3 separate regions of the Homo sapiens genome follow, and regions 1 and 3 are each linked to region 2. Evidence: chromatin contacts called from ENCODE Hi-C data. All regions are on one chromosome and are shown on one strand. The core of a region is the stretch at or near the end of the contact, and the rest is flanking DNA. Distances in the headings are between cores, read along the strand shown. Region 1 overlaps LOC124900990 (a long non-coding RNA gene). Region 2 overlaps PIK3R1 (phosphoinositide-3-kinase regulatory subunit 1). Region 3 has its middle 160 kb from the start of LINC02219.

What was found. Hi-C counts contacts between places; a loop is a spot of excess contacts on that map. Pooled maps may share reads with other maps.
Region 1: a loop to region 2 is called in a pooled map, with 2.5 times the contacts of the local background. The contact joins two enhancer-like sites. A Hi-C loop is called at or near these places in 1 of 168 maps with a recorded cell type or tissue (GM12878), 8 of 37 single-sample maps with no recorded cell type and 14 of 50 pooled maps.
Region 3: a loop to region 2 is called in a map of ascending aorta, with 2.5 times the contacts of the local background. The contact joins two enhancer-like sites. A Hi-C loop is called at or near these places in 2 of 168 maps with a recorded cell type or tissue (ascending aorta and sigmoid colon) and 8 of 50 pooled maps.

The regions. Positions count from the first base shown.
Region 1 is chr5:68,085,646-68,090,288 of GRCh38, reverse strand. The region is part of intron 1 of LOC124900990 (a long non-coding RNA gene); the gene reads right to left. Among named protein-coding and RNA genes, the nearest start is that of LINC02219, 100 kb to the left of the region's middle. Within about 2 kb of position 3,353, at least 3 of the 41 ENCODE cell types and tissues checked have a DNase peak (open chromatin) inside an H3K27ac peak, as active enhancers do.
Region 2 is chr5:68,251,028-68,255,569 of GRCh38, reverse strand. All of the region lies in intron 2 of PIK3R1 (phosphoinositide-3-kinase regulatory subunit 1), which reads right to left. Among named protein-coding and RNA genes, the nearest start is that of PIK3R1, 38 kb to the right of the region's middle. Within about 2 kb of position 2,754, at least 28 of the 41 ENCODE cell types and tissues checked have a DNase peak (open chromatin) inside an H3K27ac peak, as active enhancers do; they include ascending aorta, where a contact is called at or near this core.
Region 3 is chr5:68,025,673-68,030,311 of GRCh38, reverse strand. No RefSeq gene overlaps it. Among named protein-coding and RNA genes, the nearest start is that of LINC02219, 160 kb to the left of the region's middle. Within about 2 kb of position 2,495, at least 6 of the 41 ENCODE cell types and tissues checked have a DNase peak (open chromatin) inside an H3K27ac peak, as active enhancers do; they include ascending aorta, where a contact is called at or near this core.

The sequences.
Region 1 (4,643 bases), core at 2,104-4,603, 170 kb after region 2:
CTCTTCCCTTGAGGTCCTATAAGGTTAACCCCTTCATATACTTTCTGGATTGAATCGTAATCCCCTGAAATTCAAGTCCACCTGGAACTTCAGAATGTGACTTTATTTGGAAATAGGATCTTTGCTGATGTAATTAGTTAAGAAGCAATATACTGGACTAAGGTGCGTCCTAAGTCCAAAGTGATTACCATTCTTGCAAGAAGAGGAGAGGACATACAGAGTCACAGGACATGGTGGGATGTAGCCCATGTGAAGATGGAGGCAGAGACTGGAGTGATGCTGCTACAAGCCAAGGAATGCTGAGGATTGCCAACCACCACCAGAAGCCAAAAGAGGCAAGGAAGGGTTTCCTCCTTAGGGCCCACAGAGAGAACACAGCCCTGCCAACACCTTGGTTTTAGACTTAGAACCTCCAGAACTGGGAGAGAATGAATTCTGTCATTTAAAGCCACTTAGTTTGTGACATTTTGTTATGACAGTCCCAGGAAACTAGTACAGATTTTAATAACAGTAGTCATTCCTTTAGAACTCCACATCCATTATTACTATTCTTTCTACCTTCAAGTTTTCCTTGTGCTCTTTCACTTGTCTTCATTCATGTTCAGTCTATCCTAATATATATATATATATTTTTGAGACAGGGTCTCACTCTGTTGCCCAGGCTGGAGTGTAGCAGCACAATCACTGCAGCCTCAACCACATGGGCTCACGCAATCCTCCTGCCTCAGTCTCCTGAGTAGCTGAGACCACAGGTGTGTGCCACCACACCTGACTTTTTTTTTTTTTTTTTTTTTTTTTTTGTAGAGATAGGTTCTGACTATATTGCCTAGGGTGGTCTTGAACTCCTGGGCCCAAGTGATCCTTCTTCCTTGGCCTCCCAAAGTGCTGAGATTATAGGCATGAGCCACCATGCCTGGTCATAAATTAAAAAACAAAACAAAAAAACAAAACAAAACAAAAACTCTCAGTTTTGGCTTGTCTTGATAGTCCTTCAATAAACTGCTTCCATTTCTCACTTCCAAACACCTTCTTTTCTTTGTAATACTAAATTCCTAAATATGCTTAAAGCCCTTTCAAAACTATTTATTGTGTATCATATCAAGTTCTCACTATTCTGGCTTGCTGTTCTAGGCTTTCCTTAGTTTCATCCTGAACTTCTCAGACTCCTTTACATGTTTGCTGCGACCAGACAATCCTACTTCTGAGTCTTCTCTCATGCTATTTCCCTTTTATTTCTGGAATGCCTGGAAGCTCTCTGCAGTCTTCCCTTTGCTCTGTCTCTATAAAGCCTACTTAGGTTTCAAGACTCAACTTGAGGGCTCTCTTCTCTCTGAAGATTTGTCCTTCTTCTTCTAATACACTTGTTTCTTTATTTTCTGAACTCCTTTTATAGTGTTAGTCACCACCACATTTATGTATCTTCTTGTTTGCTAATCATTTTGTGACTTCTTTTAATCCATCTGACTTGATTTCAAGGTGTTTAGTACCAAAGACCATGCCTTTATACTTCTTTCTCTCCCCTCCTAGAGTTGAGCACAATGATGAACACACATTAGGATTTAAATAAATTCACCTTTGTAAGTTCCAGGGCAGTCATGGACTATTCAGCAAACATAGACAATGATTTCTGTTAGGAGACAACAGGCTTTATCTACTAGAATTCTCTGAGCGGGTCAATAAGCATGCGGACATCATTTCTTAAACTTTTCAAAAACCTTGACAATTTTCCACACCAGAGGTTATTTAAAGATAAAAATGAGTCATGATGAGATTGTGGGGAATGTTTTGTCATGGTAAGGGAACTGGCTTAGGGTTCGGAAACAGCCTGAACCACTGCTTCTAGTAATGAATTCCATATGTTTACAACCTTCCACCCAGAGAAAATGGGGCCCTTCTCTGAAAAAGGAGGTCATATGGAGGGGAACCCCAAAAGGGTGCACATCTGTTTTATTTAGCATGTTTGGGAGGAGAGCTCACAATGAAATCTTTCTCAGAAATAGTGTCAATCAAAAGAGGGAACACTCGAGAAAACTTTGGTAGGGGTACATGTCATCAAAGATGTGACCAATGAGTCTGTGTTCTGTTCAATGACAAGAGAGACCCCTAGAGAAAATGCAACACAGGCTAGTTTTAGGTGCTGAATTCTGAGCTATCTGTTACTAGCAAGCAAGGGAACCAGGACATTCGGTTCTCTGGAGAGGCTAATCATTTGGCACCTCTTCAAACAGTGTTAAAGTATTTGCTAAACACTTATTTAGAAGAAAGGCTTAAGGCTACCTGGGAGAAGAGCCAAGAAGGCGGCAGCTCTAACTTCTTTTCTGTTGTCCTGAGACATTCATTTCAACCCCAAAGTTGCATATCCATATCATGGAAACAAAATAACAACTCTGCAGTTGACTGAACCCACCTTCCTCAGGGACTGTCTACTGTAACTCTATTAGGAGTTCTGGACTCTCACCTCCTCACCATTGCTATTCCAAATGGACTCCTATTGCTATATTGCTATTCCAAAGAATATCACTATTCCAAATGTACTCCTATTTGATAAAAGGAATTTTAACATAACAGTTGCTTGTTGCTAGAAATTAGTCTTGGGAGGAAAAGAGAATACACAAACAATCTGAAAGATTTGAATGATCTGAAAGAAAGAGGGCTTTATGGCAGGAGAAAGTATGACTCCCACCTGAAGTACAAGATGGAATCTAGAACCATCACGAGCCACTGTACTAATACAGGTAAGACAGGCCTGGGACCACCAGACCTGATGTAGACATTTCCAGGGGCTGGCAAGATGTTGATAGCTGTGGGACTAGGTGTTGCAGCCTTTGCAATTGAATATTTTACAGCTGCATATTTCAAGTCTGGAAACTTCTGCAACAAGTAGTCACAGAACATGTGAAAATTTCAACCCCTAGCCTTTCATACTCCTATAAAAAGGATTTAAACAGACAAAATGGGTAGGCGAGAAGCTAGTCTTATTTTAGGTGTAAGCCCATCTGCTGGTAAAGCTGAGATTAGAATGCTTCATAGAAAAATCATGATTTCAAATTAAGCGGATAACAATGACTCTCTTGTTTAGCAACCCAAATATACAAAGCAGAAGTCATGCTAGATTGAGCACCAAACAGTGATGTGCAAGGAGAAAGCAGAGCCTTTTCGTTCTTTCTTTTTATTAAAAAAAAAAAGTCCTATACAATGATCACATCCATTTCTTTTCAGGCAACTTAACAACAAATGATTAGCACAGACAAAAGAATTGAAGGAAGGAAGAAGCCGAATCCTTGGTGGTGAGTGCAGAAGAGGAATTTGCTCTTGGCAGGGCCCTCGTGATAGAGGAGAAGCTGAGTCAGGGATTCACGGAACAGAGCAATAAACAGATGGCCGCGCTGAGAGCAGTAATGACTGGACTTTCCAATGGCATCAAAAAGGTTTTTTTTTTTGTTTTCACCTCTCAATAACCGTGAACAGATATTTTAAGAAGTGGCAACACGTTAGAAAGAATAATTAATCTTTCCGGCTGAAAATAATTGTAACAGGAGTCTATAAGATCCCGAAAGTAGGAAGCTATACAATTGCTTCCTCAATACGAGCATCTGTTTAACCTTGTAGAGCAGGCACAACGTAATAGTCAATATGCTGCAACCCGGGGACACCCTGTTGGACAAGGCACTGCCCTAGACTTCATGGAACTCACCATGAAACTCCTTGTGAGAGGGACAGAAGCATGAGCATGCATATAGGAAGCCTTCAGTGGCCTCCTTTACTCCCATCCCCATTCACTACTACTCTCTCCACTCCAAGCCTGTGGCAGCTTTGTCCATCTTTCTTTATAGCACAGGTTACATTGAATTATGGCTGCCTGTTTCCTTGGAGCTCCTTAAAGTTATACACTATATTTTGCAGAATACATATTCATTGGCTAGTTAATTAAATTAATGGAAGAAACATATCCCTCAAGGGGATTTGAAACACCATACAAAAATACCTAAGAGTGACAGAGTAAAAATAAATCAGTGCATAAATAAATAAAATCAGTATACAGAGAAAACAGGTTAGAAAAAGTAAGATATATCCAGAGTAAGAAGATACTTCTTTTGAAAAGAACAAGAATGTTAAAATTTGAATTTTTTATAGAGACAGAGTCTCCCTACGTTGCCCACACTGGTCTCAAACTCCAGGCCTCAAGCAATTCTTCCTTGACCTCTCAAAGTGCTGGGATTACCCACCACGCCTGACCGGAAGAAACTCTTAAACTGAATTTTGCAGGGTGGATGGAGGTTTTTGGGCAGAGAAGTGAGGTTAAAGGAATTCTAGGCAGGGAGTTCTGGCATGTACCATGTTTGAATAACGGTGATGCTGGAAGCTGGGGTGGAGGGGGTGCTGATGAGGCTTGAGATTAGTGGGAGCTGCACTGTGGAAGGCTGTACAGAACAAGTTATGGATAGGAATTTATCTTGTGGGAACCTGGGAGCCAAAAATCATCATGATTGGATCCACATTTCAGAAATGTCTCTCTAGCAGCAGGGTGTTGGACAGATAAGAACATAAATTATGGAAGGCTGTCAGTTCCTTCTTTAATATCAACTCTCCTCAAATCTCTCATCATGTTTTCTATGAACATCAGAAGGAGACCTCACCTCTTA
Region 2 (4,542 bases), core at 1,505-4,004:
ACTCCCATTATCTTCACAAAATCACTAACTCATTTCCCCCCCAAGCACTATTTTTGGGGGCAGGGCTTCAAATTAATGCATAGTCTATGAAGGTCATGAAGAAGCAGCTAACAAGTGACATTTGTTTTACCCCACTGCTGAAGCACAGGATGAGGCTGAATCGGAGGCTGACCCAGATAATGATGGTATTGGGATATAGCTTAGTGGAGAATGAATACCTCCAAAGTCTCCCAAACCTGAATCACCATTTGTTCCTTTACAACACTAACTTCCCTTTATCGGTAAGAGTGGGTTATTTCTTATATCCATGGCACGGAAAAATCTTTATCTGACAAAAATTTTGAGAGGACCAAAAAGTGAGTACTTTGCAAATCAGGGACTGAAACAATTCTCCTTTGGTCATTTTAGAAAATCAGATGCTGCTAAATTTCATCACCTACTTAGAAATCTCAGAAGCTCTAATAAAGCCCTGGAGCAACCCAAAGACAAATGTTCCAGGCCATTCCAGATTCATTTCCCTTGAAGGATCTCTCACCAGTAAGTGCAGCCTCTGAGCAGCAGCTCGTCCATTTGCAGAAAAAAAATTGTGGCCTGACTTGTGTCAACTAGGGACAAAGGCAGGAGAAGAATTTGGAGGTTACTCAGTGGAAAATTTAGGAATAAGAATCTGGAACCTTAAGAAACCTTGATTTAATTTAAGATACTGCTTTGTTTGCATCATAAAAAAAAAAAAGAAAAAAAGAAAAAGACTGTACTGATGCAATCTACTCCCCTGTATTATATAAAATTTTAAGACCTAAAAGAAACACGATTATGGGTATGAACCATAACTAAGCATTTCCAAGAGTGTCTTCCCTTAAATCACATTAAAATTGTAAAAGTAAGTTACAACTGGTGACAGGCCACTTATTAGTCCATTCAGGCCAGCTCCAAGATAACAATGACTTTAATATCAAACCAATATTCCATAACCCTCTCTTTAGAATTCTTGACATGAGGTCACTGTTTATTGAAGGCTTCACTAAAATAAAGTCTTTGTAAAGATACCCTTGGGGTTAGAGGCCTAAGATGAAAATACCTTAATATGATTTCTCCTTTATAGAGAGATTCCAATGTCCCAGCCATGGATCATTCATTCCTTTGGGGGTTTTATTTTTTATTTGTTGGAAGAGTAGATGATCCCTCTGGTCCTTTTCAAATCTAAAATCCCATGATTCGAAACTCTTTTCAGTAAACTTCCAATTTTCCATACTAATTGATGAAGAGAGAGAACAAGAGAAGGGGCTTGACCATACAAAACAATGAAACATCTCAACAGTTTATATGTAAGTTAAGGATGCAGAATCATTCTTTTCTTGGGAATAAGTCTCTCCTGGTTTATCTTTGTATTTGGCAACTGCCAGAGAACAGGGAGTTCACAGAGCAATCCTGAGAAGTTTGCTCCAACACTGACTGGTCAACTGATTTATACAACATTCGAGTGTGCAGACTCACATTTACTTGCTGCATTTATGACCAAAGGGCAAACATTTAAAAATCACTCAAGATTCTGGAAAGGTTATAAAATACAAAAAAAAAAAAAAAAAGGGGGTCCACGGGAAAATAAAAAACATGACATTTATTAGCTCTTTTCTTGGAGTGGATATACATGGGTTTATAGTTCATTGTTTTCAGTCATCCTATGACTAAATAAGCTTTCCACCTGCTTAGTCAAGTGCTGAGAGAATATGACTACACCAAAGGATGTATGAAGCATGCATTTAATTTATCATAAAGAACTGTAATAAGGCAAATGTGCGCAGCTGGAACTAACTTGTACCAGATTTCGCCAATCCCCAAGCTCATAGTAGATACTTGCTAACACCTCCAGAAGTTCCGGCTGTTTTTAATTAATAGCTCATGTTGGGGGCATCTTGCCTGACTTACTAGAATGTCATTTTATTTAAAATAGGGTTCTGAACCTTAAAAAAAAATAGATCCCTTTATTTTTAAGTCAAGTAAATGATCCAAATAGAAATTTAAGTTTGGCTCTTTTAAAGGCAGCAATATTTCACATTGAATGTGCTCCCGAGGCCAGAGGAAATGTTCTTTCCTTTCCTAAAATTTCTAGCCAAGTACTCACAAACCCAGTTTCTTCCCAAGAATATTTGTTTTTTTATTTCTCAGAGCCTAGTTTTAAAAGGCTGGAACCTTTCACAAGTCAGAATAATTCCATTTGCTAGCTGGCTCTTTCTCCAAGTCCAGCTTGAATCCTATGGGACACATAAATCCTTGTCTGAAATGTAGGATAAGTGTCATGAAACATGCTAGGAAATTGGTAAACCACAGCTCAAAGCATAAATACAAAGATATAAGCGAAATCTACTCTAAAGTAAAACTATGACAAGCAGAAATACCACAATGCATTAATTCTTTAGCTAAGGTAACAAAAATATTCAAGGAAAAAGTATGTGTGTTATGACAAATCTGGGGAGAAAATAAAAATGCAACGTAGATAAAAATTAGTATTGCTAGGAGAAGAGACAAGGTAAATAAATGCACACTTGCCCTGAATTACCTAAGCCAGACATAAAGTCAATTTTTCCTGTCAAGTACTGTGTCAGGTGCCATCTGGGAAAAAAAACTGGGAGCATCTGAGAAAGGTGGAATCTGAGGGAGAAAAGGCAGAAAAGGGCATATTTTACAGCTACCATGCCGTATAGCCAATTGCCACTGGATGGCAGCGGGGTTTTACTTAGCAAAGTTGCTAAGAGCATTAGGATTGGTCATTCAATATCTGCCCTACATGTTCGGCCCCAGTAACTCAAGGTTTCAGGGAAATACAAAGTAGCTCCTTCCCACCCCCAAAATTGGGGATCTGTCCTAGAAATTGCAAATCTTTGTTCTGATTATCAGTAAATCCCTTGAAAATTACTAATTTACTATCAGAGTAAATTAAATTGGGAACTAAAATTAGAACTTCTAATAACTTCTACAATTTTGAAATTCAGAAAGCAAGCACACATGTAATCACATTTGCACGCACACATCCCTACAGTTTACTATTGCAATATTATCATCTTGAGCCCAGTACAACAAATTGGAACCACATTTTATTCTACTTTTTCTTGTTAACTTGATGGCTTCACCACACTTTTAAATGCTACACACTCCCTTCCCTCTCCCTTGGCATCTGATCCCCCCACTTTTTTTTTTTTGTAAATTCAGTAATCTCACCAGCAACAAGCTTTGCTTTCAAATAAGCATATCTGCCAACTTAAACAGCATCTCCTAAGGCAGCGGAGTAATGAAAGACACATGTAGGTACTTGCCTGTCATCAGATGCAAGCTCACGTCTGCCTGAAATTGGGCCTGTAATTCTGCTGATCCTCGGGTTCAGGACAGCATGGCCGAGAGTGGTCTACAATGCGGCCCTTAGTCTAAACAGCAGATGAAGGATGCAAGGGGCCAACCTTTTTCATCCCTGCTGGGCTCTTGACCAGTTGTTGCTCTTTAGTTCAAGGGGGAGATGTGAGGGATTGCTCAAACACTTGGCAGACAGAAAGGTCTTAAGACAGCAAGTAGTGAATTCTACCTCATTCCTGCTGATGAACTTGAGGCAGTGCTTTCCAAGCCCAAACTCATGATCCAACCAGAACATCTCCAAGAACAGTCACTCCTGCACACAGCCAAGGCTCCACCACCCCCAACCGGGTGAGGGCCCTACACAACTCCTGATCTGAGCCCCTCCTCAGATGAGACAGAGTTTGCTCCTTTCCCTCTCATAATGCAGTCAACTGTGTGATTTCCTTTGGGGAAATACAAACATTTTGTTTAAAAACTTGCAAAGTCTGAAGAATGGAAAAGTGTGAAAAGGCTGAAAAACTTGAAAGAAAGGAGTTGTAGTTCTGTCCATAAAAAAAGCTTCCTACTTTTTTGCAGCTGGGGCTACCATCAGAAATCAGTGGCTGATTCATCCAGGCCTACAGGAATCCCCTCTTTCCACCCCGCCCCCACCACCTACAGACTGACTTGAGCACCCTTTTATGCCCTTCCTGTAAGTGTTAGTGAACGGCTTACAAACGTTCAGTGCCCTTAGTTCTGCCAAACAAGTAAAAACTTCAAGGGTTGTGAGGGCTCACGAAGACATACTCATTATAAAAATTATTATTTTTTTAAAAAAGGAACCTAACAGGGTCCACTGAAAAACCAACTCATCAACACAGTTTATATCTTCCATCTTCTGAACTGGCAGCCTAAAAGTCATCTCAAGCACAGGGCTACCAGAGATGTGCTGCAAAGTGTTTTTTTTAAGAGGTTTCCACCAGACATTATTAAATTACTATTTTAAAATTAAATCTAGGATCCAGGAATTTTACCTTCCATAATAACAAGGGTGAGAGTAACTAATATAACCACTGTATCCTCCACCTTGAAGAATCTCTTCAGATAGTTGAAGTAGGATCCTTATCAGAAAGCGGTGGCAGTAACCCATTGTGTGCTGACTGGTTTTTATCCTATCTGGAAATCAATCATTTCCCTCCCTTTCCTTCTCCCTTGGGG
Region 3 (4,639 bases), core at 1,246-3,745, 220 kb after region 2:
TAATCAAAGTTGCCATAAATGAGCCTCTGGCTCTCCAGGTGACCTTACCTCAGGAAGGTCTCTGTACTTCTGAATGGCTGTACCCAATTCAGAGCGTCAGATATACTGCTGCCTCCTTCCCCTGGCTCTGTAGCATTGGAGTTGTTTTCAGAGGGGAAATCTGTGCATCTCCCCCATGCTTCATGGTCCTTCCAACTGTTCTAATGCAGGGTTAGACATTCCGAAGTTAACCCTTCACCCTTTTCCCCCATAGGTCTTTCTCAGCAAATGACAGATGGACACAGGTGAATTGACCCAGATCTTCATCCTATGTCAGGAGAATCCTCACTCAACTCACTAGGTACATTTGAGTTAACCTTAGTTAAGGCTCTTTTGAGGTATCCATTTAATAAACTGTTAGTACAGTTCATCTGAATTCAGTTATTTCTGATAAAAACTTAGATTTTTTTAAAAAGGGCTATATAGGGTAAACTATAACATTTACCTTTAACATCTGAAATGGACTAGTTAGTACTAGGAGGCCACATGCTCCACGGGCTTTTGCTTCAACTTGTCTTGAACCCTTGGAGACATCATTCACCCCTCTAGTCCTTGTTTTCCTTGCTTGTATATGGGGTGGATGTTGTTTAAAGTTCCCTCCAGAATTGACTTATCTAAGAAATTACAGATACCGTTTTCATTTGTTCACATGTAAGTTATAAGAGCATGCATGAAGGTACTGGTGAGTGTGGTGGCTCATGCCTGTAATCCTAGCACTTTGGGAGGCCAAGGTGGGAGGATTGCTTGAGCTCAGGATTTTGAGACCAGCCTGGGCAACAGCAAGACCTAATCACTATAAAAAATTCAAAAATTAGCTGGGCGTGGTAGTGCACGCCTGCAGTCCCAGCTACCTGGGGGGCTGAGGTGGGAGGATAGCTTAGGAGGTCAAGTCTGCAGTGAGCCATGATGGTGCTACTATACTTGAGCCTGGGCAACAAAGCAAGACCCTGTCTCAAAAAATAAAAAGTTTAAGCTTCTCACTCTTCCTGTTGTTGACCTCAGTGGTCCTTCTAAGGATACAAGCTGCTCCCTCTTAAAGAGGCTCTGTAGTTTTTACTCTCTCTCTCTTTCTGTCTTGCTCGCACATTCATATACCATTTGAGGCTCACATAATGGATCAGGCTATTTACTTTCCCTTTCAAGAAACCTTGTCATTTGATTGGGATAGATCTGATATCTGGGACATCTGGGTCATGTGTTATTAGGAGGAGAATCTAACTGACCTTTCCCACCTCCCCACCTCCTATAATAAATGCTTCTCTCTAACATCTTCTGCTTTCTTCTCTTTAAAGTGACCCCTGCCTATAGCAACCTTATGAGTGGGCACAGGGCATAGTTAACTTCCAGAGGCATTTGCTGTCTCAGACAGAGCTGCAGCTGCCTGGGGCTGGTAGAAAGTCTACTGGTTGATCATCAGTTCGGACTAATCATTACCCACTAAGCATAGATGACCATGTGGAGGGCAGGCTGCAATGGACGGTGCTTTACTTTCCCTTGCCAGGGCTGTCTAGATGAACCAGACTTCCACCAAACTGGAAGTAGCATTGGAGACACTTTCCAGGTTACAGTGTGAGGTGTTAGAATGAATACTCCAGTTCAGTGTGGGTGGACTCACGTATCTGCATTTTAAACAAGTGCCCATTTGATTCTTGTGGAAACTAACTTTTCTTCCAAGCTGTAACCGCTAGCTAACTTTATATTACATAGTCATCTGATTATTGCCTTCCTGCTTCACACCCACTCCCTGCCCTCCCTGTAGAATGCTCCAGGATTATACAAAATTTGTCTTTTGGCTTGCTACTACATGTATCTCCAGAATCTGGTACATAATAGATGTTTAAATGACTACTTATTAAATGAGTTAAAGTCTAAAAAACAGTCTATCTTGACAGGTTGCAGAATACTGATGACTCATGTGTTTCTTATAATAAAATTTCCTCCTGATATGTTGTGATAACATTCTTGTGAGTGTGTTTGAATATGTGGAGGTAGATGGAAGGAAAGATTGGTTTAATTCACTACTCTGCCCCAGGATTTAGGATGTGGACTTGAGCCAAATAAATGCAATATCTCTGGATTTTAAACTAGACCACTTATACTGTGGGCCTATATGCTTTTAAAAACATTATTTCTGTTAAAACCAGACTTCTATACTGAACCAATTGAACAGATAGTCTAGAATAAAATAATTTGCTGTTAGAGTTTGACTGTAAATCAGCCTCTGTATAAAGAAAATGTTTGACGGTCTTATGGCAGTGAAACATAAACAAACTGTAAATACATTCTTTTCACTGGTTTGTCAGGCTGGGCAAAACTTGACTGTTCACATCATCTTTGTATGGTCTATCAAAGTCTCAAATGAAAATATATTTTTGAGCTTTGTAAGATCCCAACAAAGAAAAATAAAGAGTTCCTTCGTCTACAGACCAAGCACAAGTATTAGGTGGCCTGCCAAGCTCCAAGCAGAACAAGAATGTGGCTGTTGCAGCCAAGTTCAGCTATCATAAATTTAAATATGCATTCCTTCTACTTGAGAATGGCTTATTTCCGTCACTTAGAGGAAGAGCTGACTCTTCCCTTGCAGACAAGCACCAGGCTTGGAAAAAAGCTATAAAGTAAATTAAAGTACCACAAGGTATTTACTAGCCTGCAAAATGTGCACCACGTTTAAGATCTTTCCAGCATGCTTCGTGATGAGGCTAAACAGATGAAATTATGCAACTATAGCCAAACTCCATCTCCAGTCTTACCTGTAAATGGTAACTCACAACCAAAGGGAGCAGAAAAAGAAATACTGGAAAGGAGAGAAACCAAATTTTGTGCTGCTTCACTGAGAAACATTTAAATGAAGGATAAAGAGCCAAGGGAAGCACCGGGAAAGAAAATATAATTTTCACTACACTCTATCGGAACCACCACCCCGATAATAGTGTTATTGGCACATTAGCTGTATGGTTGTGTTTACTGAAGTATTCTTTGGATACAGGTCATATGGTCAGGCTATCCTGTATTTAAAAAGCAAGATTGGTCTTAGAGATAAGACCAGGCAAGTCATCAAATATAATGCTTAATTATGTGGAGGGAGGACATTTACAACCAGGAACCGGAACTGAGCTGAGATGTTGAAGTGATTGACCAGTGAGAATTCACTTGAAGCCTGAACAGGGACAAAGAAAAGGATGTTTGGACACTGACTCTTACGTATCAAAAAGAAAAAAAGGATTTGCATGGGGCAGCAAAATGAAAGTTAGGAAGCAAGAATCCTTGAAAATTTCTATAAACATTGTGAATTGACATTGCCTTGTATCCAAATTAACTCTGGTAGCTCCACGTTACCTTGACGGGTGAATATTTTCTCACATCTTTGATTTTTTTCTTATGATTTTATCATGTAAATAAAGAAGAAGGAAGAAGGGAAGGTAATGAACATGTATTGAGTGTCTACTATGTGTCCAGAGTGTTACATATGTGCTCATAAAGTTCCCAAATTCTCTTGCCTTTGGGGTTTCTTTTAAATGCTCAACAAATGTAACCCGATGCTCCATTCCACAGGTTCTCATCTTCCTGAGTTTCCCCTTTCTTAGTAATCTTGTGCTTGCTAGAAAATGCACCCTCAGTCCTCTGATCTGGCTTTTGTCATCTCTCACATTAGACTTCTCTTTCAGGCATTTCTCTTCACACTTTTTGATTTCTGTAATGCCCTCTGGCTTCTCCCCACCCTGAGGCACTCTTGGTATGAACAAATACTCTTCTCCTTTTCTCAGAAAGCATGGTTACTACCTACCAATTTTTAATGTATGATAAAACTTTACAAATAGCTTGAGAATAACAGAAGACAATTACAATGCCAAGATGGAAAATTCAGACTATATATCAGACATTCCTACTCCTGGAAACACAAACCAAGCTCCTTCACAAAGGATCAGTGATTGGTTGCTTCCTCCTGAGCCCCAGTCTGCTACCCTGGTCAGGGGCTGTCCCCACTCCCTCAACTCTGTACTCACTAGACTTAGGCCAAGTTTCCCTCAACCTGTCTTAATGTCCCAGACCTGTCTTAATGTCTTAATTATTGTGCATAGAAGTCTAGCTCCTCATTCTCCAAAATGTCTTAGTTGTGAAATGGGATTTGGCCTTTTCCTTTGGATAATGAAATCCCCCTTGAAATGCTCTTCACAGACAAAAGCGTCAACTTCCTCCAAAAGCACATTCTTGAGCAACAGTTACAAATTGCAGGTGGCTTTCAGATAGTAATTATATATATATATTTTAATTATTATATGTATATATATATTTTTCTTCTTCTTAGACATGGCTACACACATTGCTATGATCTGAATATGTCACCCCAAATTTATGTGTTGGAAACTTAATTTCCAATGCAACTGTGTTGGGAGGTGGGGCCTAGTAAGAGGTGTTTAGGTCATGAGGGCTCTGCCCTCATTAATGGATTAATGCCACGATCTAAAGGGCTTGTGGGGTTGGGTTTGCTCTCTTCTGCTCTTCTGCCATGTGAGGACACTGTAAGAAGTCCTTACCAGATGTTGGTGCTATGATCTTGGACTTCTCAGCCTCCAGAACCGTGAGGAATAAATTTTTGTTC